Regions from separate parts of the Homo sapiens genome. Here all the other regions are linked to region 2. Evidence: chromatin loops called from intact Hi-C (ENCODE). Cell type or tissue: endothelial cell of umbilical vein. All regions are shown on one strand.

Region 1 (5,000 bases), 95 kb after region 2:
ATGTTAGAAATTATCTGATTTATTCAATTTATTTTACGTATGGGTAAATGGGTCCAGACATGTGATTTTTTCCTAGAGTCTTATGGCTAATTTTTGGTAGTTGAAATCAGAACAGAGGTCACTCATTACCTGATCCAGGGTTTTAATCTCAAAAACCACTTCTTGAGATTAATTTCTGTAATTCTCCCGATTTTTCTAGAACCTACTATTGAACTGATTATATACACAATACTGTTAAGAACATTGTCATGTTGAGATTTCTTTAGAACTTTTTTTATTGAGATGGAATTCATATAACATACAGTTAAACATCTTAAAGTGTACAATTTAGTAGCATTTAGTGTATTCACAATGTTGTATAACTATAACATTGCTCTAGTTTCAAAACTTTTAAAATAATTTCTGTATCCATTACCTTTTTCCCATTTGCCCCGAGAGTACTGTGCCAGGAGCAATTGCTGCTGCACTTTTTTCTAAATGAGGAAAAAGTAAGTAATCCCTCCATACTCTCCATTCTGTCAATCTTCTGGCAACCAGTAATATGTTTTTTGTCTCTATGAATTTTCCTATTCTGGATATTTCATATATAAGAAATCATACAGAATTTGACCTTTTGCGTCTGGTGTCTTTAACTTAGCATAATATTTTCAAGGTTTATTTGTATTTTAGCTTGTATTTCATTCCTTTTTATGGCTGAATAATATTCCATTGTATAGATATATCATAATTTGTTCATTTGTTGATCTGTTGATGGACATTTTTTCTTTAAAACTTTAACAAACAAAAATCTATGGTTATTCACTCAAAGCTTGCAATTACAAGTTCCATAATTTCCAATTTAATCCCAGATCAGATTAATTATATTCAACATTCCTTTGCCATTTTATCCTTCTTAAGTTGATGGACTCACGTTTTATTGCTGCAATGTTTTTCTGTCACATATGTAATTAATTCCCAGTATTTCCACTTTTAGAATGTTGTTAACATGTAGAATCTTTGTCTGACTTCTTATAAATATCTTTTAATTGACTTTTGACTGTCATCTTCCACTAAGACTAAGATTTGTAAAGTATATTGTTGAGTATTGTAAAGTATATTGCGGTAGGCTGAAAATGGTCCTTCAAAGATGTTCACATTCTAATTCCCTATACTTATAAATCTTACCTTATATGACAAAAGGGACTTTGCAGATGGATTAAATTGAAGATTCTGAGATTGAGAGACTGTCCTGAATCATCTCAGTGGGTCTGATATACTTACAAACTTCATAAGAGAGGGGTAGGAGATCAAAGAAAGTAGCAAGATATGTAAGGACAGACTCAAAGGGTCAGGAGCCAAGAAATGAAGACAGCCTTTAAAGATCGAAGAAGGCAAGAAAATGACTTCTCCCCTGAAGTCTCCAGAAGGAATGTAGCCCTGCTGACACTTGGATTCTAGACTTCTGATCTCTGGGATGTAAGAGAATAAGCTTGTGTTGTTTTAAGCTACTAAGTCTGTGTTAATTTGCAACAGAGCAATACGAAACTAAGATACTCCACTCAAGAGATGCAATTTTAAATGAGTCTAAAGTTAAACATATTTCATAAACATATATATTAATATTTAACATACATATTATTACTGTTGACAATATTCATTAATTTTACAACATATTCCAGCTCAGTATAGTTTCCAAATAAAAATAAAGAGTTAGATTGTTATAAGGAATGGGACTGATAGCAAAACTTTGTCTGCTTTGGCATTGAGTAAAGCTCTTAACATTAGGAAAAGTAATAGTTTTCAAGCATGTTTCAACATTGGGTTCTTTGGATTCCTTAAATACTATGTGGAGGTTCTTCAATAATGATATGCTTTTTAAAAATATTGTGGTTCAAAATGTTCATGTTCAATATCTCCTCTTTCCTGTCCAAATCAACACAGATAAATGTGAAATAAGTGTCTAAATGTTCACACTGGACTCTGCAGGGAGAAACTGTACTGCTTTTGAACTCACAGGTGAGAAGAAAATGATATCACTTATTTTCTTTACAGAATGAAAATACAATAATGCTTATTAAGAAACATTCTTTCAAGGTTAAGAGCTCACTGAATATGAAAACAAAACTCAAACTCTTTTTTTCTTGGAGTTTTTCTAAATTTGCCCTTAAATCCTTGTATTTTTCTTATCTTTTAGCCAACTGGATGGTCATGATTAATGTACCTTTAATCACAGGAGCTTCTTGAAGCTCCTTTTCACTACCTCAGAGGCAGCTGCTCCTCAGTGATGTCATGTTTCCTTCCTGACCTTGGGAGTGCCATTTAGAGGCAACTGTTTCCAGGGACTGAAAGGCTTCTGCATCTCAAGTCATGCTACCAAAATAGTCCATTAGCTGTGCTTTTCAACTTAGTTATGTCATAATGAATAAGTCTCTTCTCCTCTGAACAGTGTTAATGACTTTTCCCTACCTTTGTCAATTTCAGTATAAATGTGTACCCGCCAAAGGCATCAGGAGGGGACTAAGGAAATCCTATAGGAGAACAATGACAGGAAACTGACATAGCCATTAAGATGTCTGGAAAAATTAAGTTAGAAGAAAGTGGGGCTTGGCTTATTGCCATTTTTGGAATAAGGAAAAAACTGTAGGCAGGATGTCTCTAGAAAAGTTAACATAAAACTTAGACTAAGCATGGCTGTGTGTAAATTGAATTAAAATAAAGGATAATAATATATGATAGATAATATGATAAATAGGATAATAATATGATAAAAAATAATATGAGTAATAGTAGAAAATTACTTTTGGTGGGGAAGGGAAAGTAATAAACATTGTAAATTGAGGTTCAGAATTTTTTTTCTTTTTTAAGAACAAAGATTTCCCTGGTCTTGGTAGCAAGTGCTGATGAAATTTCTCATCCCAGAGCTGATTCACTGAATTGAGGAATTAGAGAAAGGAAACATTTGTTTTTCTAAAACATCTGTAAGGAAATATTATGTTAAATATTTATAGGTTTAGAGAGCAGTCTATAATTACAAATCTTAGATAAATAAATGCAGTGTGTTGGAATCTGGTAACTTAGAAAAAATGACCTCATTCAGGAATAGGAATTCCTATAGGAATAGGAAAAAATGACCTCATTCAGGAATAGGAATTCCTCATACAATAGGAAGCAACTTTTACATTTTTGAAAGGAAATTCATCAATGATTATTTTGACCTCATCTCCGTGTATCAGATGCTCCGTGTGTCAAATATAAAGTCAATTAGGGAAATGAGTAACAATGAAAGAAAACTCTCATGAATGACTAGATGAAGCATGTGAGAATACATCATGCTTAAATTTATCCTTGTGCTGTAAAAAAGCACTTTCTTACTTTTGCCTCTTGACTTTGAATTATTTTCTTCCAGATTAGAGGAGATTACATGAATAAAAGTTTAGCCCAGTAAAGAGTAGCTTGATACAGTAAATCATAGAGATTGGTAACTTCATTTATTTTCAGAGTTGGGAGAGACCTTAAAACAAGCTAACAAAATTCTCTCACGTACAGTTAAGAAGCTGGGGCACAGAGCACTTAAATGACTTATCTGGAGTCAGACATCACCAGAATAAGTACCAGGATTATGTACCAGGTTTCCTGATTTCCAAGCTGGTAAATTCCATATAAAACATATTGGATCAATAAACAGTTTTATTAATTAATCTTGGAACACTATAGTCAAAAATATGAGTCAAATGCTCTATTACATATCATCCTCAAGGCTATAGTAAAAAATATGCCTCATGGTAAGTAGGCAATGGCTCCCTCTCCGTATGCGGTAAGAGAAAAAAAGGGCTGTGAGAGACCCATTTTGGGGACATTGCGTGGTCAGTTTGTCAGCTGAGTGAATGCTCCCTATGATCCCTTGCCACTTGGAACCTAAGGGCCTTGGGACAGTCAACTGCATCTACCTGATCCTTTGCTCAGTGGATCTACCACTCTCTAAGCCTTCGTTTAGATTTTTAAACATAAGTAACACAGGTAAATAGAAAAGTCAAAGCTCAGATTAAAGAAAGGTAACCATATAATGTGTTAGGTTCAACTGTTTGCCTGCTGTAAAAGGGCAAAAGCAAAGCCATTTTTCTGATTTCCAGTGAGATCAGGAAAGCCCAAGTTCCTGAGAGCAGCAGAGGAGACTTTATCCCTGAATCTGGAGAAGAAGCATTTCCATACATTGTTTCTCCTAGTCTCAGCCAGGGCTAAGTCTAATAATTGTATATCTAGCAGCACAAGTTTATGCATTTATTTAAAACCATGTATTGGGGGCAATATATTTAATCTTTTTTTAAGTTTCAGATTCATCATCTAAAATAGGTACATTATTGGGACCAGGTTCAACTTTGTTTTGAGGATTAGACAAGCTTGCAGCAAAGCTCCTGGTTCAGTCCCTGGTACATAGGAAGTGCTTAAATATCACTAATGGTGATGTTGTAGAAAAGAGGAAGAGGAGCTCACAAAGTTCTATTCCAGATGCTAAAGGAGCAGTCGTAATCCTTGACCACAATGTAAACTTCCTGAAAGAAACCCTTGTCATGGCAGGATATGCTTTACTAAGTTTTTGTTGTTGTTGTTGTTTTAAAGCAGAAGGTTTTTGGATTATTTAATTTAGAAAACCTTCACACTACACTTGTTGGAGGTGTTCTCTCAATAACTAAAAATAAATAAATATTGATTTTATGAGATAGTGAATCCAGGATAGATTTTATTATTAATAATCAATCCACTTTCCAAAAAGAATTTGAAGTAACTTATAATAAAAGCCATAGGCACCATGGCATCATTAAAACAAAGGTTAAAAAATGAAGTGATTTGGAAAGATGCTTGAACCAGAAAGCCTTGATTAGGGATGGTTACTACAGTGGCACATAAAACTTACTGCAGTAGTTCTTGGTAGTGATAATTCTCTTTATAAATGGAATGAGGCATATCAATTTATATTAGCTAAATTTTCCCTGGATTTTTACTCTGAGGTGAAATTTATCATG
Region 2 (5,000 bases):
GTGTAAGGTGGGCAAACTGGGACATCTTATTTTCTTATCAATAAATGTTTGGATAATACATTATCGACATACACACACCATTGTATTGGAATTTAAGAAATCTGGCTCTGTTATTAGACTTTTACTTTCTTAGTGACTTCAGCACCATGCATGGCTCATGGCACACCATAAGTGCTTCACCAGTGTTGAATAAGACAGTAAGTACATACTACTACCACTTACCACCTGTACAACTTCATGTGGGACACAGAATTCACCCTTTATGTACTCAAGATAATTTGTAGAGATTGAGATTGATTATTCAAATAAGAAAAAGACCACTTTCCATTGAGAGTACAAGAAAATACTTTCATAGAAGAGGTAGTCTGAACCATTGAATTTTACTCACATATGATTGTTTTTCCTGAGGAGGTTCTTTGCCTCTTGTCTGCTTAAAACTTGTGAAATTCTGCAATCTTCGAAGTTCATCATAAATAATTCATCCCCCAAAACTTCTTCATGTGTTGGTCTTATCAGAGGATATGGTTACTGTGAGCAGTATTGAGACATTGTGTACACCAGAAAATGTGAAATTTGGAACATCTTTGAGTAGGAGGTCAGAAATACCAGAATTACTTCATTCCTGCACATTGCTTGGCTACAAATTCAGCTCAGTCAGTTCACTTTCAAGAGAATATTTCTTAGTTCTCCTTCCTTTAATGTCCTGGTGTTGTTGTTACACTAGCCATGTTTAGGAAGAGTTTTTTTTCCCTCTTGTGTAGGAGTCTTCTGCCCACAAGCCCATTTTGTGTTAAAATTAAGAAACACTGATGGAGTGATGAAAAGCAAATGCTTAGATGATTCTCAGAAATCTTTGCTTAAGCGCTGAATTTAAAACAATCACTTCCAGACACACTCATTATCTACTAGCTATTTCAAGTTTCTAAAGCACAATTAAATTTAGTTAAAATTATGCACTTGTTGGTGCATATTTATTTCTAGACACATATAATCAGGCAAGAGTGTTAACATTTAGTCATGGGCTAAGGAATGCAGGGCTTTGGCAACTGGGTTTTTGAGATGTTTAGGTATGTGGATAGAAGGATGGTGAGCTTACTCTTGGTACAGCATTCCAAGTTTCCATCTACTTGCTCAGCAATAACTCAGTAGGAGAAGTTTCAATGCACACTTATCAACCAAAATAAATTTGTAACACCTACTTCTTTTCAGGAGGCTTCAAAACCAGTCAGAAACTGGCCGGGCATGGTGGCTCACACCTGTAACCCCAGAATTTTGGGAGGCCGAGGTGGGCAGATCATCTGAGGTCAGGAGTTTGAGACCAGCCTGACCAACATGGTAAAACCCCGTCTCTACTAAAAATACAAAAAATTAGCTGGGCATGGTGGCGGATGCCTGTAATCCCAGCTACTCGGGAGGCTGAAGCCGAGGCAGGAGAATCCCTTGAACCCGGGAGGCAGAGGTTGCAGTGAGCTGAGATTGCACCACTGCACTCCAGCCTGGGCAAAAAAGCAAAACTTCATCTCAAAAAAACAAAAACAAAAACCCCCAAAAACCAAAACAGTCAGAAACTAAGACAAACCCCTACTTAAATTCTCTAGGAAGACTGAATCATAAGATTCCCAGTTTTCGAGCATAGTGTTTGCAGTTTGTGTTTGCGCAAAGAACCAAATTCTTCTGGACAACACCAAAGGAATCTGAGCTAATTATTTCCCACCGCATATTCACAACCAAAGACAATTAGACCTAAGAGGGGCTATATGTTAGAAAGAGACTTACATCTATCACTAAATAGGCAACCTTGAGTAATTAATTTACTTCTTCTTTTCATGGCCTTGTTCTCCACAGTAATAAATGTAAAGTAAGTTATCTACAATTTTAATTGCAAAAATATGATTCTATGGATTCAAGGCATGAAAATCAAGAGAAAAGTACGTCTTTTGACCACTAGTCGTCCTTCTTGTGTAGAAAATGAGGGTACTTCTTGTTACTCTTCTTAAGCAGAAAATGAGGATGTTTGAGGTGCTCTTAGTTTAGTTGGTCATATGTGAAAAATAGAAGACATTATGCCTTCAAAATGTTTGGTCTTTGTTTTCCTGTTATCATCATATTTATTCTGGGCGTTCTTTGTATAGAGAGCCAGAGCAGAGCTCTGTATTATAAAGGTGATATTTTTGGATAAGCTATTGATGGAGTTGCAATATATGAAGACATTAACTATTTTCCTTAGATGAGGGAGCTTTCATTTGGATCCACCTGAATGGCCATGGATCCTAGGTAGGCAGTTATCATATGGGAGTCTATAGTTTTCAAAGAGAAGAGTTTGAAAAATGCTGCATTTACTTGAGGATGCAAGTGTCCACCTTTCTGGGCATAAGGGCAGGAGGAAACTACAAAAAGAAAGGGCTAGACGTATACTTGTATGTTTAGCTGCCTGTAGGGGTAAGGGCTCACTCTTGCACTTATGGCGTTGCAAATGTTAACACCCCAAATTGACTTCTGGAACAAATGAATGACAGACACATTAAATAAGGGGCTTTATCCCAATGCGTGTTTTCAGATATAAAGGATTCCTCAACTCCTAGCAGCAAAAATGACTTGTGTTTTTCTGAAGCAGTTTGAAACCAAAAGCAATTCAAATTCACATAAAAGCACAACTTAAATGTACCACATGTACGCTTGGATTAAAAGAATGTTATTGGATGGGAATGTGTGTTCTCTAAAATTTATAGTTGAAACATTGAAAGTATGTGGAGATTCATTATTATCACTTTAATTCTCAGACCATTGAAGTTAAAATAGAGTCAAATTGGCAGGTAGCCTTTTTTGTGTCACATTACCTTATAGTAATGGTTACATTACTGTAGTTACAGTAATATGTGTAGTATATATAGCATTAGATAGATAGATAGAGAGATAGAGAGACGGAGTCTCACTCTGTCACCCAGGCTGCAGTGCAGTGGCATGATCTCGGCTCACTGCAACCTCCGCCTCCCGGGTTCAAGTGATTCTCCTGCCTCAGCCTCCTGAGTAGCTGGGACTACAGGCGTGTACCACCATGCCCAGCTAATTTTTGTATTTTTAGTAGAGACGGGGTTTCACCATATTGGTCAGGCTGGTCTCAAACTCCTGACCTTGTGATCCACCCGCCTCGGCCTTCCAAAGTGTTGGGATTACAGGCGTGAGCCACCACACAGGCCAATATATATTTTTATATATAGTACATATATGGTGTTATGTATATAGCATATAAAACTACATTTACACTATATGTAATTCTATAAATACTATCATATATAGTATATATAATAATATACTATAACATATAGTGTATATAATAATATACTATAATATATAGTGTATATAATAATATACTATAATATATAGTGTATATAATAATATACTATAATATATAGTGTATACAATAATATACTATAATATAGTGTATATAATAATATACTATAATATATAGTGTATATAATATACTATAATATATAGTGTATATAATATACTATAATATATAGTGTATATAATAATATACTATAATATATAGTGTATATAATATACTATAATATATAGTATATATAATAGTATACTATATTTGTTATATTAATAGTATAATCTGTATTATACACATAACTATTAATACATAGTACTATATATCTCTATAACATAAATCTGTACCACATATCTATATAATATAAATATTGCTAGTATATATACATTTGTTAGTGTATATTATATAATACATATGATATGTCATTATATATTACATATTATATTACTATAATATTGTAATAGTTATAGTAACAATAGTGTCAGGCATTTATTGGGTTTACTTTGCACTGGGCACCATGATTAGTGTTTTACTAAGTTGATCTATTTAATAGTCATGTGAGCCTATAAGGTATAATTATTATTTCCATTTTGCCCATGATGAACCCAAGGACGAGAGAGGAGCCCAAAAACACATAACTACTATGGAGTAGAGCTAGTATTTGAATTCATACCCAAACTCCAACCGTTGCACTCCACTGCTAAAGGCTTATCAATGACTATAAAGATGGAAGAAAAATTTTAAATGAATCGATATTATTTCTTGTTAGCTTTTCATTAACTAGATATTTGTCTTGTATTGACTATAGATTTTAGTTTGAAAATCATATTTGCTGAGACTCGATTCTTGTTACAAAATATCATTTGTGAAAATTGGGCTAAATTGTGAAATTCAAATACACTATTTTTCGGAGAATGTACTTAAGGCAACTTTTACTCATGCAAGGTAAAAATTACTCTTAGTAGTTCAGAAGCACTGGTGTCAGGAATGATGAGAAATCTGGTTTTATGGTCTAATCTTTTAGAGCTCTCAGTTGGGTGGTGGAAGGAGAGGACAGAGAATCTTGTTTGTTAGCCTTTTCTGTTTGGTTGATTATCTGTGAACTCCAATTATATGAGAAAATGTTTTAGTTCCTCTGGGAAGGAGAAGAACTTCCGATACCTGGACAAGTGTTTTTCTGTGTTCTGTTTTTTTCTTTTGATCCATGGCTGAGGTTGTGCAGTGAAAGCTATAAGCTATCTGTGTGTCTATGTGACTGTATTTGAGAAAAGTCTTTACCTCTTTTGACAGATTCTATTTTTCAAAAAATGACTACCACCATATCTTCCATCCAACATGTTATTACAACATGACTTTGACACTCTTCACATTAAGAGGCAAGATCTATGTTCCATACTCTTAAATTGGAGCAGATTTTGCACTCAGGTTTAAGTGGCACTGAGGAATTTCTGAAGGTAGGTCATAAAAGACAATACAGTTGTTCTTATGCTTGGAACCAAGCACTATGCTGTGGGGAAGCCCAAGCCGCTCATATAGACAGACCCGCATGGAGAAGAACCAAGGCCCCATCTCTCAGCCTTCATTGAGGTCACAGCCAACAGCCAGCAACCAACACTGACTTGTCAGCCACGTGAGTGAGAGCTCTTAGAAGTGGATCCTCCATACT
Region 3 (5,000 bases), 840 kb after region 2:
CTTGATGGGGTAAGAGGTAGATATTTTTTAAAAGGTACAAACCAACCAATCACTCCTAGGCAGTAACTTCTACAGAGCTACCATTTAAATGCAGAGGGATGGTGGACTGGCCTCTTAATGCTGATTCTCTTAAAGAAAACAGAGAGTGTGCCTAGTAGCACTGGTAGGAACAACAGTGATCCACAGCAGCTCTGCGGAACCTGGAACTTTATATCCTGGTTTATAATTCCTTTCATCCCTTCAGACTCACAGGATGAACAAAGAGTGGCCCTGGCCTTTCCCTTTAACAGGCACAGTAGTTTATAACTTTAGAAGAACATGTGCTTGAGCTCACAAGCCAAAACAACTCAATATCTGAAGGATACAACAATCATAAAACAGAGAGAACAAACATAATAACATATACTACTAAATCAGAATTACTTAAAGAGACAGACCAAGAATTTCAAATAATTCTTTTTTTTTGTTTTGAGATGGATTCTGTCTCCCAGGCTGGAGTGCGGTGGCGTGATCTCGACTCACTGCTACCTCCGCCTCCCAGGTTCAAGCGATTCTCCTGCCTCATTCTTCCGGGTAGGTGGGACTGCAGGTGCCTGCCACTACGCCTGGCTAATTTTTGTATTGTTAGTAGAGACAGGATTTCACCACAATGGCCCAGGCTGGTCTCAAACTCCTGACAATGTGATCCGCCCACCTCAGCCTCCCAAAGTGCTGGGATTACAGACGTGAACCACTGCACCCAGCCCAAATAAGTAATTCTTAAGGAAATACAGCAAGATATTAGAATTGTAAAGAATAAGAAATCATTAAAAAGCACCAAGTACAAGTATTTGGAACAAAAGATATAATATGGTGAAAAGCTATTTCAGTTAGAACAGGGAAGGCTTTTCTAAGACAGAAATACTTAAGCTGAGGCCTGATAATATAGAATAGTGTATAAATGAGACTACTACATAAAGATCTAAGGGAAGAAAATTCAATAATGGGAAATGCAGGTATAAAGGTGGGTGCTCTGCCTGTTTGGGAACAGCAAGAAGGTCTATCTAGCTATAGTGAAGACAGCTAGGGCAAGAATGGCAGAAGATATGATTAGACAGGTAATTGAGAGCCTGATTATAATCCTGTAGGCCACAGTATTTTCTAACTTTACCATTCAGGCTTTGGTGAGGATGGTACTTAAAGAGGATACTGGTCTGCAATTCCATATTAGTTACAAAAGTACCTCCTACTACATGATGCACTGCACAGGTAGGGGACTATTATTATGCACATTTAACAGATAAAGAAATGTTAAGCACAGAGAGGTTAATTTGCCTGATGTGTTACGGTGAATGGAACTAGTAAATAAACAGTGGAGCTAGAATTTGAAACCAGACTCTTTAGTCCATGCTTTTAAGTACTATGCTATGCTGCCACTCAAATTGTTTTAAGAAGGCATTATGCAGAGCAGCAAAGGCAAACCTACTATTACAAATCCAGAACACTCTTAAGATGTTTGGCTAAATCATGTGTTTCTTGAACCTCAGTTTCCACACATAAAACTAGTCTTCTTGTCATGAGTACCTTGGAACTACAGTGAGAAAATCTGCCCCTTCCCCAAGAACTTAAAGGTTTGTGCCCACTGTGCCCACACTTGAAAAAAATCATTTTTATTGCCTAGAACTTGTTTTCTGATAATGCCAGGAATCATTAAGAGTAATGAGCTAATGTATTCGAAGCACTTTCCAGGGTAGGTCACAAGGTAGGAGCTCAATAAATAGCTATGATCAACACACAATAAAAGTTATATTCTAGGAGGCTTTTAACCTTACCTAAACAATATGACAGTCTACCAGGTGTTATTTATCCAAAGACAACTGAAATACTGGAATCTATATCATTAATAGATAACAGAAGATGGAACTAGGACTAACTCTAAAACTCTTCTATTCTAAGGTTATTTGGTTTTTAAAATTAGATCATATAAAATCTATTAGCTCAAGATAAAAATATAAATTATACACAAACTTCCTAAATACTAGCAATGTTACATATTTCATATTTTCACATATGCTAAAGTAAAACAATACATAAAGATAAATCCCAAATGTGGTATATAATGTGTTATAAGAAGCACTTGGAGTAAATAAAAATTCCTTAATCAAGTTTTAGCACTATTAAAAAAAAATCAAATGTGAGACATGTACTTATGGAATTGTCTGGTCCTTTTGATCTGGTATATGACAAAAAAGCTGCTAGAAAAAAGATAGATGACAAAAGTTCTGCTCTTCCAACAACTCCTGTTACCTAGAAAGGAAAAATGAAGGGGGTTCATATTAATAAAGAATATCTTGAAAAATTACTATATATAATGGTAAAAATACTTTAATTTCCGTAACTTTTCAAGTGCACATTTGTTTCTTAAACATTCTTTGGGTGCCCTCAGGTGGTGAATTTGTGAATCTTACATAAATAGACATTTATTAGTGACTCTTAACAGTTTATACTTTTTTAAATTTATTTTGAAATAATAATAAGACTTATAGGAAGTTTCAAAACTAGTAAAGAGAGATCTTGCGTACTCTTTATCCAGCTTTCTCCAATGGTAACCACGTAAATATGGTAGAATATCTAGAACTTAAGTACTTCTTACATATTTTCTTAAAATACGAATGTTCTTAATATACAAAGGCACCATAAATTCAAAAAGTTACATCTCATAATAAATCTGAAAAATAAAGTTTAAAAAGACAATAAACTTTAAATAGTCCTTAGAAATCTTGTTCATTAAAAAAAGTGACCGAAGAACTGTATTCATGTATATATTTCTAAACAGATTTTATATTATTGAATGAAAAATGTTTATGTTTCAAAAATGTTAAATTTAAAAATTTTACACAGTAGGAAGTTATACTTTGCATACTAGGAAGTTAAGAATTAACTGTACGAATTTAAGAGTCTTCAAATATTTGGATTAAAGTCAGGGTTAATTTTTTTTTTTCTTAAAAATATATACCATTATAATCACTGTGCAGGATTTGTAAAAAAGGAAAAAGAAAAAAAGTCAGTTCATAGTTTTACTTACTGCTTCTGTGTGTATTGGGTGCACTGCAAAAAGTAAAGAAGCAATCACACTACTCTTGTTGTCCAGAAAAAGTTTGCATACTTTGAGAAATATCACACTAACCACAGCATGAAAAATCATATTCAGGAGATGATATGACATTGGTTTTAGTTCACTTAACAAATAATTTAAGCGAAATGTCAATACTGTTAAGGGACGGTAAGACTTGTGGCTTCTCTCCTACAAGGAAAAAACGATCAGTGATTATTAAAGTACCTTGGTCCAACAGGGTACAAAAGCTCATCACTGCATTTACCATTAAAGATATTAATATCTACATTTTACTGAGAAATAACAATAAAATATGAAATGTCGTAAGAGTAACACAAAAATAAAATACAGTTTTATAATCTGTGTTTTTCTATTTCCTTAGGCCACAAACAAGGTTAATTTCCTCCTGGATATACAGTGGTCAGAGAACTAACAGTAAAAGGACATTTGACAATTAATTCCTCTTCAATATAACAATTTTAAAAAAAGACAATGCCGGCATTGGTCAAGTTAGAGCACAGGATTCTCTCCAAAGCCTGCCTCCATATCTATCAGCAATACAAAAGTTCATGTAACTACTGGCTAGATCTTCAAAAGGAAATGTAAGAACAGAATGCTTACCAGTTCAATTAAAATAGTGATGACTCAAAAAGGTACTGTCTAGCTGTTTTATGAAAAACATCTCCATAATGTGTAAATCTGAATATATTAAACTAGGAATTCCCAAATTACAGAGAGTAATACAAGAGTAAAAACTTTCTTAGAATATGCAAATAGACACCATTCTTGTGGTATTCTCCTTTGGTAATAAATAAAATTTCATGTAAAGTACTGAATCTCTTTTTAAATTATAAGTTACATTTAATCAGAAATACTTCTTTCCCTAACACAAAACCAAACCAGATTTAAGAATAAAACACACAGTTCGAATATATATAAAATATTAATAAAGTTATTTTTTGTAGTTTTATACAAAGGGCATTGACATAGTTTGGATGTTTGTCCCCTCCAAATCTCATGCTGAAATATGAGGAGGTTGAAATGTTGAAGGTTGGGCCTGGTGGGAGATGTTTGGGTCATTGGGGTTGGGTCCTTTATGAATGGTTTGGTGTCTTCCCCACTGTAATGAGTTCATGTGAAAGCTGGTTGCTTAAAAGAGCCTGGAACCTCCTCTCCTCCCTCTTGCTCCCCCTCTCACCATGTGATACACCTGCTCCCCCTTCACCTTCTACAGGTAGTAAAACTTTCAAGGCCTCACCAGAAGCCAAGAAGACGCTGTTGCCATGCTTGTACAGTGTGCAGATCCATATGCCAAATAAACATATTTTCCTTATAAATTACCAGGTATTCCTTTATACTAACGCAAAACAGACTAATATACGCATCCATATTCAGCTTCTTTGCTCTTCTACTTCCTATCATATTTTGCTGTAACTTTCTGGCACACAAGTAGACTTAAGCCTGTTCATCCTTAGTAGGGAACATTAGGAAACACAAAGAATAAATCTTTCTCATCTTGAAATTAGGAACATTTTAGTATCTCTGTACTGACTATATACTCCATAATGTACTATCTACTTAGAATGTTCTTTCCTGCTTGCCTAATTCCTTTACATCCTTCAAATTTCATCTCAGGCATATAAAGCTATTTTTAAGGCACTGTACTGAACTGACATGATTTGTACTAGAAAGTAGAAAAGGACTCTAGAAACCCTTCGAGTACCTGAAATGTCACTGTGGCTACAATGGAACATATATTCTAGGTGAAAGGATGTACTCAGAAAGTAGAAGGGAATATGTATTTTGAATTGCAGTATACATAATTGTTCAGTTAGGACTATTAGACATACATATACTATAGGTGATGACCAACTAACAGACAGACCAATTATTAACATAATTATTC
Region 4 (5,000 bases), 68 kb after region 2:
TTGTTAACAAATGCCATGAAGCGAATAAATGGGGATCTTCACTCATTCAAATAGATTTTTAATGCCTAAGCACTGTTGTAGGTTTTGACAATTTAGTGATACACAAAACAGTTAAAAGTCTCTATGCTCAGGGAGCTTGCATTCTTTCCAGTGGGTGATGAATTAAGTAAGTTAAGGAGAAAATAAACTTACATAGAGTGGTCCTGTAGACTGAATGTTTATGCGCCCCTCAAATTAATATGCTGAAACCCAATCCCCAATGTGATGGTATTTGGAGGTGAGGCCTTAGTGAGGTGATTTGGTCATAAGGGCAGAGCCTTCATAAATAGGATTAGTGCCCTGATAAAAGAGACTTTAGAGAGCTCCTTCACTCTTTCTTCCATGTGCAGACATAGCAAGAAGACTGCTGCCTGCGAATCAAGAAGTGGGTACTTACCAGAGCAGACACCAAATCTGGTGGCATCTTGGTATTAAACTTTCCCGCCCCTACAACTGTGAGAAATAAATTCCTGTTGATGATAAGCCACCTAGTTTATGGTATTTTGTTATGGCAGTCCAAGATGACCAAGACAGGTGGTAAAGAAAGGCCCTTCTAAAGACAGACTATTTAAGATAAGAACTGAAAAGTACAGAGACTGGGAGAAGAGCATTCTTTGCTGTGGAAAGAGCAAATGCAAAGATTTTGAGGAAAAAAAAATGGCTTGGCCTATTGAAGAAACAGAAAAGAGACCAGCATGGCTGTAATATAGTGAATAAAACTTTAAAAAGATGAAGTAAGAGATGACAGAAAGATCACTTCAATTGCTCAGTACAAAACTGGAATAGTGAAGGGGAAGAGTAAAAGCAAGAAGGCAATTTAATTTAATAGGCTATTGCTGTTATCTGAGTGATAGACTAGGGTGGCTTAGACAGGGTGATGGCAGTGTTGGTGAACGGATGAAAAGATGGATTTGAGATATATTTTGGTGTCATAAATCGTGTAATTTGCTGGTGAATTAGATATGGGAATTGAGAGAAAAATAGAATACAAGGTTGTTTTCTGCATTTTTGGATTAAGCAACTGATGGATGCTGGCACCATTTAAAGAGATATTAAAGACTCAGGAAAATAATAGGTTTGGGCGGAAAACAAGAACACTATTATAAATTTGAAATGCATATAGATATTCATGTGGAAATCTGACTGCTTATTTCAAATAAGCAGTTAGAAGGCACTCGGGGGAAGTTGCTTCTGTAGCTATAAACATGGGAAGTCAGCAGCTTCACAAGTAGATGTAAACTGTGGATTTAGAAGCGTTTTAGACAACAGTGAGGAAGAGAGAGTGAGCAGAAAACAAAAGATGACCCAGCACAAAGCTCAGTTACTCCAACACTTAGAGTTGAAGACAGCAAAGGAGGCTGAAAAAGAGCAGACAAGGACAATAGAAGAGAGAGGAGTGTTACAGAAGCTATAGTACCTATGTGTGTTTTCTTTTTGTGTAAGATGAGTGTATTTTCTTAAATCTTAATCCATACAGTTTAAGTGGAGCTGATTCTCTCCCAACACACAAGACCCTCCCCAAGTCTCTGCTCTCAGTTGGGCATGGTATGAGACTTGCTCAATTAAAGCCTTCTCACTACTCCCACTGATACTCACAGGAAAGAGGCATGTGGTGTGTGTGTGTGTGTGTGTGTGTGTGTGTGTGTGTTTGAGTTTACTAAGACCAGGAAAGACAAGGATGATTGATAAAAGTCTAGAACTGTCAATAGCCATCTTTGTTACCATGTGAGGTTTACCTGCCTAAAAACTGAGATAACAGCAGAAATGTAAGCTGAGAGGTAGAGAAAAATAAATAAGTTTCTGATAATATGTGTTTGAACCTCTAGAGCCAATGATGCCTTAAACTAGCACCATTCCTTGAACTTCCTGGATAAAAGAGCCAATAAATTCCTTTTGTGTTTACATAAGTTGGTTTGAGTCATGTTCCTGTTACTGGCAACCAGAAGAGATAGGACTACGATAAAAGATATTTCAAGAAAGGTGGAGTAGTTAATTGTGTCAAAAGCCATTGGAAAGTTAAGAGAGATGAGGGCAGAAAAATATTCCTTGGATTAGACAACATGGAGTCACTGATGACCTCATGGGAGAGATATCCGTGCAGGGGTGAGACTGGAAGTCTACCTGGGGTGGGGAAAAAACAAATTGGCAGTGGTTGAGTGGAGACAGTGAAAGTGGCAACTTACTTAAAAAGATCTTTTGTGAAGAAAAGTAAAGAAATAGAGAGATCACTGGAGAGGATTATGGTACCAAAGTAGACGCAAGGAAATATTTGATATTTATCTTCAATCATTCTTTCATCAAGTATTTATCCAAGCATGATTATCTATATATTAAGCTATGTTAGCCCATGAAAAAAAATTAAAATTCTGTCATTACCACTCCTTGCTTCCTAACTTACAGTGGTGATGATAGATTTTTAAATGAAAGTTAAAGTGTTATAACAAAAGTCTTTGCATGTGGCAAAAATATAATGAAAATAGATTACTTTTCTCTGTCTGACTCATAAGATTTTGTAGTTCTTAAAAATATTTCCTCAATATTGCTCAAAAGTATTTGGCACTGATTGAAATGGGCCCTACTCCTTTGAATAAAAGAGGAAGATTTTACTCATTCTAGGTGGATGCATTTAATTAAAAAAAAATTCAAGTCAGTGAAATCATCTTTTATTGCCAATTTTCTTTAGTAACAAATGGTAACAAAGAGCTACAATGCAGCAATTCAAGAACAACAACAAAAAATATTTAATGCTTATAAAGTACCAGGTACTCTGCAAGGTGGTGAGAATGAAGAAGTGAAAACACAGTTTTTGATACCTAAAAAATTAGTGTCCAGTATGGAAACAGGTATAAGCAATTAAAAAATTCAATAAGAATCACCATAGGAAGAAACACAGGACTCCATAGGAAATCTTAGGTGGAGTATCCCTGTTAGAGTCAGTGAATTTTTCTGAATGGAAGTAGAACTGAATCTGGAATTGTGAGTAGGACTTGGAAAGGCAGTTGACTTCCTTTTCTTAGCAGCTTACCCATTTCTCATAATCTGATCCAGCCTGTTTGCAGGCAAAACTCTTCACACTGTAACACATAGCAAGTGCTCAATAAATGCTGCTTAACTATTATTATCAGTAGGCTCCTACCTCTACATAAATAAACACAAGTAATAAGCCAATATTAGTTAAGAAGAGGCAGGCAATTACTGTTTGTGGAGATAATTAAGCTTTGGTGTTCTGTAGACTAAATTTAAAATTTATCTACTTAAAATTTATTGACTGTATTAGTTTGCTGAGGCTACCATAACAAAATACTACACATCGAGTGACATAAACAGCAAAATGTATTTTCTCACAGTTCTAGAGGCTAGAAGTTCAAGATCAAAGTGTCAGCAGGTTTGGTTGCTTTGGAGGTTTCTCTCCTTTGCTTGGGGATGGCCACCTTCTTGCTGTGTCCTCCCATGGTCTTTCTCTGGTTTCTCATTTTGTGTTCAAATTTCTTCTTCTTATAAAGACAACTGTTAGATTGAATTAGGGCTCACCTTAACTGTCTCATTTTCATGAAGTCACCTTTTTAAAGGCACTATCTTCATATAGTCATATTCTTACATACTGGGGGTAGGGTTTCAACACATGAATTTGAAGGTCTTACAGCAGTGGCCTTGGAAACTTACCACGGTAATCACTTGGGGATTCAGTTTCCTCATCTATAAAAAGAGGATAGAACACGGTGCCCTAGCTTGTATTTGGATGAGTTTCAGAATGTGGCAGTTTGCAAGACTAGTGGCCTGGTGACCACTTCTGGTATCTACTTGCATAAATTCATACGCACTGGTATTTTTTGGCAAGAGGTAAAAGGTGGAGGTTTTTGTTTGTTTGTTTTGGTTTTGATTTTTGAACACTGTCATTTGAGAACAAGGGAGGAAGTAAATCCAGTGTCTTCTTGAAGTGACATAAAGTCCTGATAGAGAGACGAACTGAAGTAATTTCTTTGAAACTCTGGGTACAGGGAGTGCTCGTTTGGGACCCAAGAGTAAAATTTCATATAACATTGGGGAGTAGGCTAGTTTTCCCACTTTTGGAAGCAACATAATACTGCTCTTTTATTTTCAGTAAATTCCTATCTATTAGTTACCTTTCCTGCAGTGACAAATAGCCCCCAAATCTCAGTGGTTCACAAAAACAAACTTTGATTTTTTTGGACAAGTGATATGTCAGGATTTATGGGTTGGCTGCAGCTGCCGTGACTTTGTTTGGCTCTGCTGGGCTCAGCACCGCATGTCTTCTTATTTCAGCCCCTTTGTGGAACATGCCATTGTCATAGCAAGGAGGGAAGAGCAACAGAGCTGGTAGAATCACATGATGTCTCCAAAACTCATGCTCAGTTGTGGTGAACAGCATGTCTTCTCACAGGCTATTGACAAGGAAAGTCTCATGGCCAAGCTCAAAGTCAAAAAGGCAGAGAAATATATGAAAACTACATGGAAGACAGCATCGGGCTGATATATTCGATCTAACAGAGAAAGAGATGAATATTGCAAACAAAAATACAGCTTACCATATGCTACTGTTTGCTGCTCATTTGAAAAAAAAAAGCTTAGTCCTCATTCACATTAAGTAAAGAATTACATTTATTTTCTTGGATAAAACATGTCACTATATTTCCCTAAATTTCTGATTAATTGCCCCAGTCATCCACTTCACTGTCACTGTCATTTATAGCTATGTAAACAATTGGGGGTTTCATACGAGTAGAAATATCAAGTAAATATGCAAAGGAATCATCTTCAAAACCAAGGACGCATTACAGTGAAGTTCAGACGTAGGCACAGATGTGGCAGGAGACATTTTCTGTTGAGGTCTGAGTTTAAACAAGTGAGACTGGCAGCAAATGTTTATATGAAAGTGGTTTACATTGTCTTGAATTTTTATACATATTACATATTTGTGTGTTTTATTTTTAAATCTGTTT
Region 5 (5,000 bases), 880 kb after region 2:
GTCTTCCGTATTTGAGGGGTTTTTTCCCAAAATCTGCTTGCTTTTGTTCATTTTCTAGAACATCTAGGTAGTTTTTTTTCATTCATTTTTTATTTATGGGAGTGTAGATCTCTTAGGAACTTATGCCATCAGAAGTATTATGAAATGGCTTTATTCTAAATGTTTAAAGATTTACTCATTGCTACAAGAAAGATTTAGCCATCACTAATATTCTATATATATTTACCATATAGGGACTTGAGAATTTCACAGGATTCAGTATCTGTATATAAACTTGAATAATATACACATTTTAGATTGTTAATATTTAAGTATATGTCATTTATGTTATCTGAACATATTTAGCGTACATTGTCATATTATTTCCCAAATTTGTGCTTGATTTCAAATGGGAAAAAAATTCTTATTATTTATTGAATTGTTTTTTTAAAAAAATCATGATTAATCAGTAATTGGATACTTTTTAAAATAACACTATAATTGTTAACAGAGAATGAGAGTGATACTGGTATGTTAAAAACTTCCTGAGGCAAGAAAATAATTTGATTCCCATTATATCTTTCTCATACTGACTTTCCTTCTCTGATTGGTGATTTTGTTTTGCCTCTGCCACTTTGAATGTCTAAAATGATTCTTTATGCTTTTTTTATGTGAACATCTTTTGTCCGTGATGATGCCCACTACTGATACTGTGTCCCAGATCAAACTTAATTTTCCAAGGGCAGCTCTACTTAGTGACCAAATGAAAACACAGTGAATAGCCCAAGAAATCCTAACTTCTATTTATGTTGACAATCTCTGGACCTTCCTGAAGCCACTGTTTGCATAGACTTCATTTACTTTTATCCGGGATTGTCATTGTTTTTTCAGATTCATAGGCCCTATCTGAAATTCACAAATCACCTAGCAATACTTCTCTAAGAAATCTTCAGAATCCATGACAATTTAGACCAGACAATGCTGGATTATGCACTTCAGTTCACTTTTTGTTACTACAAGGTATTTTTCAGTGCCCCCAACAGCTATCTTAACTCATTCTCATTTTACCAAAGTCCATGTAGACACGGCACTATTCCTCAATGAGACAACTAACTAGACCACCTTGTTGTCAGTCAGAGTACCTTCCTCTACCTACTTTTATCTTCCTTATATCCTCTTTGAGTTAGTATAAGTTATTACTCTGCATGACCTGCTCTAATCTCCTTCAGGGGAAGGCTTTTACAAATCTACTACCTAGAGTTAAACCCCAGATCACCTTCCTGAGTAGGAGATTGCATTTGGTTCTATTCATTTTACCTTATTTGGCTTCTACCTTCACTTTTTAAGACTTACTTTGCCTTTAACAGTTTTTTCCATACAGTTCATCTAAAGTCCAAATATATTTATTAGATGTGTGCATTGTGTGTATATACTTAGATATGCCACTGTTGGAGATTTCGGGCCAGTGATGCCACTCTGATAATATTTTAATATTTGACATATTATTTTTGCTTACTCATTATTCTTAGATAATATCATGTTATGATACCTTGCCTTTATTTTTATTTATGCTTCAACTATGTGGAGAGGAAGCACTGAAAAATTCACTTAATTGAATGTTGTATTGATCAATTGTTCAATATTGTATTCCATTCCTTTGCGCATGCTTTGAATGCAGGTGCTATATAATTTCAGAGAAAAATACCTCATTTTGACTGTACAAAAACCCCATGTAGGGAGCAGAGCTCACATTGTTTTCCCCTTTTAGAGACAAGAAAACTAAGATACAGAGAATTTAAGTCACTTGCCCAGCTGTTAAGTGACTGATTAAAATTTGAACCCTGGTCATCTTATTCCCGTCTGGTTGTTTTTCTAGTCTACCAGTCTATTAAGATTAGCTAGGTGTTTTTTAATTGTTTTAATGAAGTAATTACTATGCTTGGTAATGTAAATGAAAGTTTTATAGATTCATAAATAAGAATTTGAATTGGCATACTTTATTATCATGCTTGGCAATGAAAATAGGAAAATGCTTAAATGTCCATTTTATTTAAAGACAGACTGTTTTTTACTATGATTTTACTGTTTTTCTCCACATTTCTAATATATAATATAAATTTGCTAGGCTATAGAATCAAAGAATGCAGAAGGAATCTTTGATGCGAGTCTGCATTTGAAAGCCCAAGTTGATCAGCTTACCGGAAGAAATGAAGAATTAAGACAGGAGCTCAGGGAATCTCGGAAAGAGGCTATAAATTATTCACAGCAGTTGGCAAAAGCTAATTTAAAGGTGAGAATTTTATTAAATAAAAGAAAATGCTAAACATAAGAATGTAGATTTAATAGGAAATTTTTAATTTTTTAAAAAGAATGCTTTATGAGAAAATGCCCCTTGAATTAATTCTTTCAATATTAAGAAACTGGATTTCTCTTATAAAATTATAAGTGGAAAATAAGTGCCTTATAAGATTGAAAAGAATACAAAAATTCTAAATCTCATACCTAGGCATTTCTAAGCAGAAACTGAAGTATGGTTGAGGTAAAATTCCTGGCAGGGCATTCACATATCTGTCAATTTGTCTTTCTTTGGGTGTAAGAGTTGTGATTCTCATTGCTGGATTTTTTTTTCCAGATAGACCATCTTGAAAAAGAAACTAGTCTTTTACGACAATCAGAAGGATCAAATGTTGTTTTTAAAGGAATTGACTTACCTGATGGGATAGCACCATCTAGTGCCAGTATCATTAATTCTCAGAATGAATATTTAATACATTTGTTACAGGTATTGAAAATTTTGTTACAGGTATTGAAAATTTTACATGTGAATAACAAAAATCATTGGTAGTATGTTTCTTTATGTTTTTATTTTTATTTTACTTTATTTTAATTTTTCCATCACCAAAGCATGCAGATAGTACTTTTCTCAATATTTAGTCTTCATGTATTCCTGAGTTCTCAAAATAGTAACAGTGAAATATATTTTTTATGGATTTTGATGTTAGATGGATTATAAATAAAAGCAATTTATACCATTCATTCCATTCATCTGCATGAGCAGCATGTTCATACATCTTGTTCGCACACCTGTCATTCATGTGAAATATATGGTTCACAAGCAGAACAACAAGCAGCTATTATAAAGCAGTGTTAAGTAAATGAGCACTTTTATTTCTTGCTGGGTGGAAAACAAAAGAATAAAGTCTGTCAAGGCTTTTTAGTGTCATGATAGAATTGTTCCCCTTTTTGCATTCACAAGTAAAAACTACTTTTTTTTTGAGACAGAGCCTCACTCTGTCACTCAGGCTGGAGTGCAGTTGCGCTATCTTGGCTCACTGCAACTTCCACCTCCTGAGTTTAAGTGATTCTCATGCCTCAGCCTCCTGAGTAGCTGGGACTACAGGCATGCATCCCTGGCTAATTTTTGTATTTTTTTTTAGTAGAGATGGTGTGTCGTCATATTGGCCAGGCTGGTCTCAAACTCCTGGTCTCAAGTGATTCGCCTGCCTTGGCCTCCCAAGGTGCTAGGGTTACAGACGTGAGCCACTGCACACAGCCATAAGCAAAAACTTCTAAACCAAATTATTCTTCATCTTTGTCTTCCCTTTACGCAATAAAATGTTAATCTACCACCAAAGAGGAAAGGGTACTCTACTATACTACCTGCCCTGGGTTTCTCAGTTTTGCTGTCTATATAATGGTCGTTATGAATGTCCTAATGACAGATCCTTTTCATTATTTTATTTGAAATTTGACTATCTATAACATCACATACATTATAAATATAATTACAAATATATGTTCAGAATCAATGAAAATATATTTTTGATTATATGGGCCACTATTTCTCTCTGCTAGGTGATCCATTTGTGAGTATACTTGAGTTATAATTATTAAGTACTCATTTTTATTTTGGAAATTACAGTAATTCATCTTTTTCTCAATATTGGGATTTTTATTATTATTTTATGTTGTCTAAGGACAGCCTTAACTACTTATTAGAATATTGCTTTGTATGTGATATTATTATTTTTAAATGTATAATTTTAACATTATTATTTCTCTTATTTACCTGAGGTATAGGAACACTATCAGCAAATATTGGTAGTATGGCATTGTCGTATTTTTTGAGATAAAATTCATGATTTTTAATCTTTGTATAAGAAATATATCAGAAGTTTGTAGTAGATTAGAGAGTACCAACTGGGAGTCTGAAAAGCTGTCCAAAGTGGCAAAACAGGTACTTAGACTCTCAATCCTAAGGCTGTATAGAGCTATAAACGTGGCAAGACCTTTGGAGTCAGACAGACCCAAACTCAAATGTTGGATCCATGTATATGGAAAGCACCTGACAACAAGCCTAGCATATGTACTTGGTAAAAATGATTGCCAAGTGTAGTGTTAATGAGTTTTTGGATATTGAGTAAGTTATTTAAATTTCAATTTCATCTTTAAAATGAAATAATTGGAAAGGATAATTTGAGTGAGGGTATGAAATTATGTGTTCATAAGAGAGGGTATGTGGCCGAGTGACTAGAGGCGAGTTTATAACTATTCTATCTAATAAAACTTTGTAATCTGGTAATTTGTGTGCTAAAAATAACTTTACCTGTTGTATAGTACTCTTTTTTTATGCCTTAAACTAAAGTGTTCAAAATATCATGGAAAAATGATCTGTGTTGCTTACAGATTTGGTGACTTTTAACTTTCCTATAATGTTGTCAGAATATGAATTTATACTTTCAAATTCAGCATTTATTCTATTGTGTTTTTTTTTGCATTCTTATTTCTAAACCACTTTTCAGGAACTAGAAAATAAAGAAAAAAAGTTAAAGAATTTAGAAGATTCTCTTGAAGATTACAACAGAAAATTTGCTGTAATTCGTCATCAACAAAGTTTGTTGTATAAAGAATACCTAAGGTATAGGTATTAGCAAAACTATAAATATAATTGCAGTATATTCTTGTTAATTGTGAAAGTAACGTAAGAATAATTTATGTTTTGTTCTTCCCTTCTTCTTCTT
Region 6 (5,000 bases), 360 kb after region 2:
TTAAAATAATAATCAATAACACTGCAAAAAAATAAAGCAAGGCTGATTTCTCTGGTAAGTTCTACCAAACATTTAAGGAAGAAAATATACAAATTCTCTACAATCTCTTCAAAAAAAAAGAGAAGCAGGTGAAACACTTCCTTACTCATTTCTTAAGACCAATATTATCATATCAAAACTAGATAAGGGCATTACAAGAAAGGAAAACAGCATTGAAATATCTCTCATGAACATGGATATAAATATTCTCAATAAAATATTAAGAAATTAAAACCAAAAACAATTTTAAAAATTATACACCATGACCAAGTGGATTTACTGCAGGTATTCACGACTGGACTGGATTGACATTTGAAAATTAATTAATATAACCTATCATATCAACAATCTAAAGAAGTAAAAAGAATATGATAATATTATTAAACACAGAAAATGTGCTTGACAAAATCTAACATTCATTCATGATAAAAACTGTCAGCAAACTAGGAAGAGAGGAGAACTTTCTCAACTTGGTAAAGAGCACCTAAAAAAACTTACAGCTAGCATTATACTTAATGGTGAGAAACTCTAAGTTTTTCCAAGATCAGGAAGCATGCAAGAATGTTCCCTTTCACCACTACTTTTCAAAATTATACTGGAAGTTCTTGTTAATGCAATAAGACATGCAAAGAAATTAAAATGTACACAGATTGGGAAAGAAGAAATAAAACTGTTTTTGCATATAACATGGCTGTCTATGCATAAAATCCAAAAGAAGCAACAAAATCTTCTAAAACTGTAGATTTAATATAACCATAATCAAAATCTCAGCAAGCTATTTTGTGGCTATTGACAAACTGCTTCTAAAATGTATAGGGAGAGGCAAAAGATCCAGAACAGCAAACATAAAAGTGAAGGAAAAGAACAAAGTTGGAGGACTAACACTACCCAACTTCAAGACTTACTGTAAAATTACAGTAACAAAGACAGTGTGGTACTCATGAAAGAATAAACAAATAGATCAAGAGAATAGAACAGAAAACCCAGCAACAGACCCACATAAATATGGTCAACTGATCTTTGACAAATGAACAAAGGCAATACAAAAGAGAAAGATAGTGTTTTTCAAGAAATGGTTCTGGAGCAACTGGACATCCAAATGCAAAAAAAAAAGATTCTAGCTGCACTTACAGACCTATTAGGATGGTCAAAATCAGAACACTGACACTACCAAATGCTGATGAAATTGTGAAGCAACAGGAGCTCTCATTCATTGCTGATGGGAATGCAAAATGATACATCCACTTTTTAAGACAGTTTGTTAGTTTCTTACAAAATTAAAACATACTCGCAGCATACAATCCAACAATTTTGTTCCCTGATATTTACCCAAAGGAATTGAAAAGTTATGTTCACATAAAAACCTGCACATGGTTGTTTATAGCAGTCTTATTCATGATTGCCAAAACTTGTTCAGTGTATGAATGAATGAACTGGTACATCAGACAGTATAATATAACACGGCACTAAAAAGAAATGTGTTATCAAGCCATGAAAAGACATGGAGGAAGCATAAATGTATATTATTTAGTGAAAAAGCCAATCTGAACATATTACATACCATAAAATTCCAAGTATATGACGTCCTGGAAGAGGCAAAGCTATGGAGTCCAAGGATCAGTACTTGCCATGGTTTAGTATGGAAGGGAGGAATGAATAGGTGGAGCACAGGATTTTTAGAACAGTGAACTACTCAGTCTAATACTATAAGAGTGGATACATGTCATTATACATTTGTCCAGAGACATAAAATATATCACACCAAAAGTGAACCCTAATGTAAACTATGGACTTTAGATGATAATGATGTGTCAATGTAGGTTCATCAGTTCTAACAAATGTACAATGCTAGTGGGTAATATTCATCACTGGGGAGGCTCTGCCTGTGTGTGGTACTGTAAGCCAGGCCTGAAGCCTGTGTCAGCCTCCTAATAGGACCAATGGGAAGAAATACAACAATAGTAATGCTACAATGAGTGGATACATCCACGAAGGGCCCTATTAAACACCTGTGTTTATGCCCATAGGCTGCTGTTCCTGCTACCCATGGCAGCTGGTAATGTCTTCCTGTACTGGGCTGCAACTACAGCTGCAGTCAGCAACCAGTCCGATTGTTGGGAATGTGAATACCTACCCTGTCAGATGGTAATGGTATGCGTTGGAAAATTCTGCCTTTCTCACAATAAAACTAGAGTGGCTTGTTCAACAGCACAGATAATGCAACCCAGACTCATTGGAGATTGCATCGACCTGGATCAATTGCCAACATGACAGAGACCCAACAACATGCACCCTTATAGGTGCTACCTGTTGCACCTATGTCCCTGATGAAGAAAGTAATGTCACAAATGCTTTAAATCATTTGTCAATTCAAACCCATGATATAGCCCAATTAGGTTTCTTTGACTCACTCGCAAATTGGTTATACACCTTACCTACTCACTGCAGTTATGTTTTGCTAATAGGTATCATAATTGTCATTAGCTTCTGGTTTTTATTCTGTTGTGTATACTGTAGATGTTTCCTGTATGCACAAGCCATGGCTATACCTTATAGGGCTGTATACTTCTTCCCCTCACACCCAACTCAGGGACTCTTGTACAAGATTGATAGAAAGAATATAAGAGCTAAGGTATAAGGTAGATTGCAGTGTTATGGGTCCCCCACCAGGTTACTTAAGGGTGTATATCTGCTGCTTGAACCTTGAATATTGGGAAGTGAGCAAGGCCATGATACTGGGAGGTGAGCCAAGGCCACGGTGCCCAGCCAAACAGCAGCTGTCCCTGAGAACCCAAACATCCCAGAGCATAGCTGGGAACATACCAAGGAAAACAGTTTAATTGCACATACATATACAGTAGGCAAAGAGCCAGAAAATTGCTTAAAAGCAGCTTAGAGATGAGAAATGGGGCAGATCTTCAGAGCTGTCCTGCTACCACCTGGGGGTGCCCCACATGTAAGTCCTAATAAATTCACCTACTTGCCAAGCTGGACTTGTCTGCACCATTCTTTGGTCTCTCAGCTCCTTCCCAGTTTGGAGGGAAGGTTATGATCCCGTTTTCTCATAACAGGTGAAACCTTGATGCTCTATGGGAAGAGTGAACATCATTTTATTGATCAAACTGCAGAATAGTAGAAAGACAGCATTGCCTGACGCTTAGGTGGTTTACCACTACATGATACTAAAGTATTTGATAGAAGAGATGGTAAAGGCATCTTTTTCATCTTCTTTGCTTGATACAGAGGGTTGATACAGGTTGAAAAAAAATCTCTAGATGGTACTAGGTAAATTTATTATACTAAATGTGAATTTTTAGAAATAGAACTTTTTCCTTCTGAAGGCAACCATGAGGTGGTAGGGAATCTTCTTTTCTGTCAATCAGATCTCAGGAAAGAATAGACAACTGAATAGATTGAAAATAACCCACATTCTACATATCTTCTGTTAATTTCTAAGAGAAGATGAGATATATGCCCTCTTGTGGTAGGAAGTAAAGAGAAAAAAGGGTAAAAGTTTTTCAAATCTTTATTCCGATTTAACCTGGCATTGAGTCATCTGTAGAATATTCAGACATTCTATGGGAAAAAATTATTTTTTGAATTTGTAACATAAAAAATCATAAGTGAATAATGACTTAGAAGAACAGTATGGTCCAAAATATACTTATTTCAAAATGCTCAATAAAACATGTCTATTTATTCACTCTGCAAATCACTATCAACTTCCAGTTGGATATTGGTTATGCTATCATCCCCTCCTTCCTCCGTTCCAGTATCTTACCACAACAGAAAACAATCACAACTATATCTCATCTTGGATGTGCTCCTCTTAGAACACATTTACTTTCTAGAATCCATTTCCTACTCTGGCTAATATTAGTGGCTCTGGTTTCTTTAACACTCCTTAGATGAATTTTGCCTTAACTGGACACATACACCCACAGAAATAAGCTGTTCTGTATATATTTCTAAAGTAGCTACAGAGATCAAGATTTAAAAATCCTAACTACAGATAAAGTAATAATGAGAGTAGTAATTATAGTCAAATTACCTTTCTCTGGACTTGGTCACACTAAACACTTATTGGATGCTATAATTTTACATTTAAATATGATCCCAAAGAAGAATTTATGTATATTTAGAACTTTGAATCAATTATGCCCTAATTTTGAAAAATTATCTGGAACCTTTTGGTTGAGTCCCTCCTTTGACTGAGTTTTCCTTTTTTTTTTTTTTCACCAACTCTACTGTCTGAATGGACATCTTGGATCTTTACTGCTTCTCAAATTCAAAAGAGGGAGAAGTTAGAAGTGAAAATAACATTTACTGAGTGCTTCTGATACTTCAGGAAAGTGCTGGTCACTTTGCATACATTTTGTCATTTAATCCTTTCAACAAATATACAAAGTAAATATAATTTTCCCTGTTTTAAAAGAAGAAAAGGAAAATCCAAGAGGTTAAAGAGCTTGCCCAAGTTTCTCATAGCTGATAAGTAATAAAGCAGAGAGCCAAGATTGAAACTGTGTCCATGCCCTTCCCAATAAAATGTTTCTTTTTCCAAAACCGACTATTTTTGATTCTTCCAAAATGTATCTTTCCATCTTTCTTAGATTAGTTAATAATACTGACTAATACTAATACTGACTAATACTAGTATTATGTGGGGTGGCTCACACCTATAATCCCAGAACTTTGGGAGGCGAAGGCAGAAGGATTGCTTGAGGCCAGGAATTGGAGACCAGCCTGGGCAACATAGTAAAACCCCACCTTTAAAAATAATAATAATAAATTAAAATTACTATTATTTAATGTTAGTTTATATAATTTGATATATGTAATATATGTAATATAGTTATATATTATATAGTTTTATATTAGTATTAATACTGTTAGTTAATAATGCTATTCATTGTATTTCTCAAAATAAAAAATGAATTATTTGCCACTCTTCCTTTTTCATT

The links. A loop is a pair of places that touch in the nucleus more often than their neighbours do. Peaks named below come from ENCODE experiments on the same cell type or tissue, not always from the same donor. Only the 100,000 strongest peaks of a DNase experiment are listed, where the experiment ranks them.
Region 1: it touches region 2 in a loop (10-fold over the local background); 8 of 110 quality-filtered maps call a loop at or near these places.
Region 3: it touches region 2 in a loop (14-fold over the local background); 44 of 110 quality-filtered maps call a loop at or near these places.
Region 4: it touches region 2 in a loop (3-fold over the local background); 5 of 110 quality-filtered maps call a loop at or near these places.
Region 5: it touches region 2 in a loop (14-fold over the local background); 39 of 110 quality-filtered maps call a loop at or near these places.
Region 6: a loop joins it to region 2, with 13 times the contacts of the local background. A loop is called at or near these places in 16 of 110 quality-filtered maps.

Annotation. Positions count from the first base shown.
Region 1 is chr12:88,895,309-88,900,308 of GRCh38, reverse strand. No RefSeq gene overlaps it. Among named protein-coding and RNA genes, the nearest start is that of LINC02458, 120 kb to the left of the region's middle. In endothelial cell of umbilical vein, no CTCF peak of the experiment used is centred here; DNase peaks (open chromatin) are centred at 2,388 and 3,158; H3K27ac peaks cover 3,709 bases.
Region 2 is chr12:88,990,796-88,995,795 of GRCh38, reverse strand. No RefSeq gene overlaps it. Among named protein-coding and RNA genes, the nearest start is that of LINC02458, 26 kb to the left of the region's middle. In endothelial cell of umbilical vein, a CTCF peak has its summit at 1,927; a DNase peak (open chromatin) is centred at 1,965.
Region 3 is chr12:88,151,574-88,156,573 of GRCh38, reverse strand. It overlaps TMTC3 (transmembrane O-mannosyltransferase targeting cadherins 3), which reads right to left. Exons shown (of 14, transcript NM_181783.4): 3 at 3,065-3,283; 4 at 2,187-2,286. Among named protein-coding and RNA genes, the nearest start is that of TMTC3, 12 kb to the right of the region's middle. In endothelial cell of umbilical vein, no CTCF peak of the experiment used is centred here; a DNase peak (open chromatin) is centred at 2,423.
Region 4 is chr12:88,923,166-88,928,165 of GRCh38, reverse strand. No RefSeq gene overlaps it. Among named protein-coding and RNA genes, the nearest start is that of LINC02458, 94 kb to the left of the region's middle. In endothelial cell of umbilical vein, no CTCF peak of the experiment used is centred here; a DNase peak (open chromatin) is centred at 2,025; H3K27ac peaks cover 1,965 bases.
Region 5 is chr12:88,108,963-88,113,962 of GRCh38, reverse strand. It overlaps CEP290 (centrosomal protein 290), which reads left to right. Exons shown (of 54, transcript NM_025114.4): 21 at 2,105-2,269; 22 at 2,612-2,761; 23 at 4,782-4,897. Among named protein-coding and RNA genes, the nearest start is that of CEP290, 31 kb to the left of the region's middle. In endothelial cell of umbilical vein, no CTCF peak of the experiment used is centred here; a DNase peak (open chromatin) is centred at 2,662; H3K27ac peaks cover 376 bases.
Region 6 is chr12:88,632,027-88,637,026 of GRCh38, reverse strand. No RefSeq gene overlaps it. Among named protein-coding and RNA genes, the nearest start is that of KITLG, 54 kb to the right of the region's middle. In endothelial cell of umbilical vein, no CTCF peak of the experiment used is centred here; a DNase peak (open chromatin) is centred at 2,786.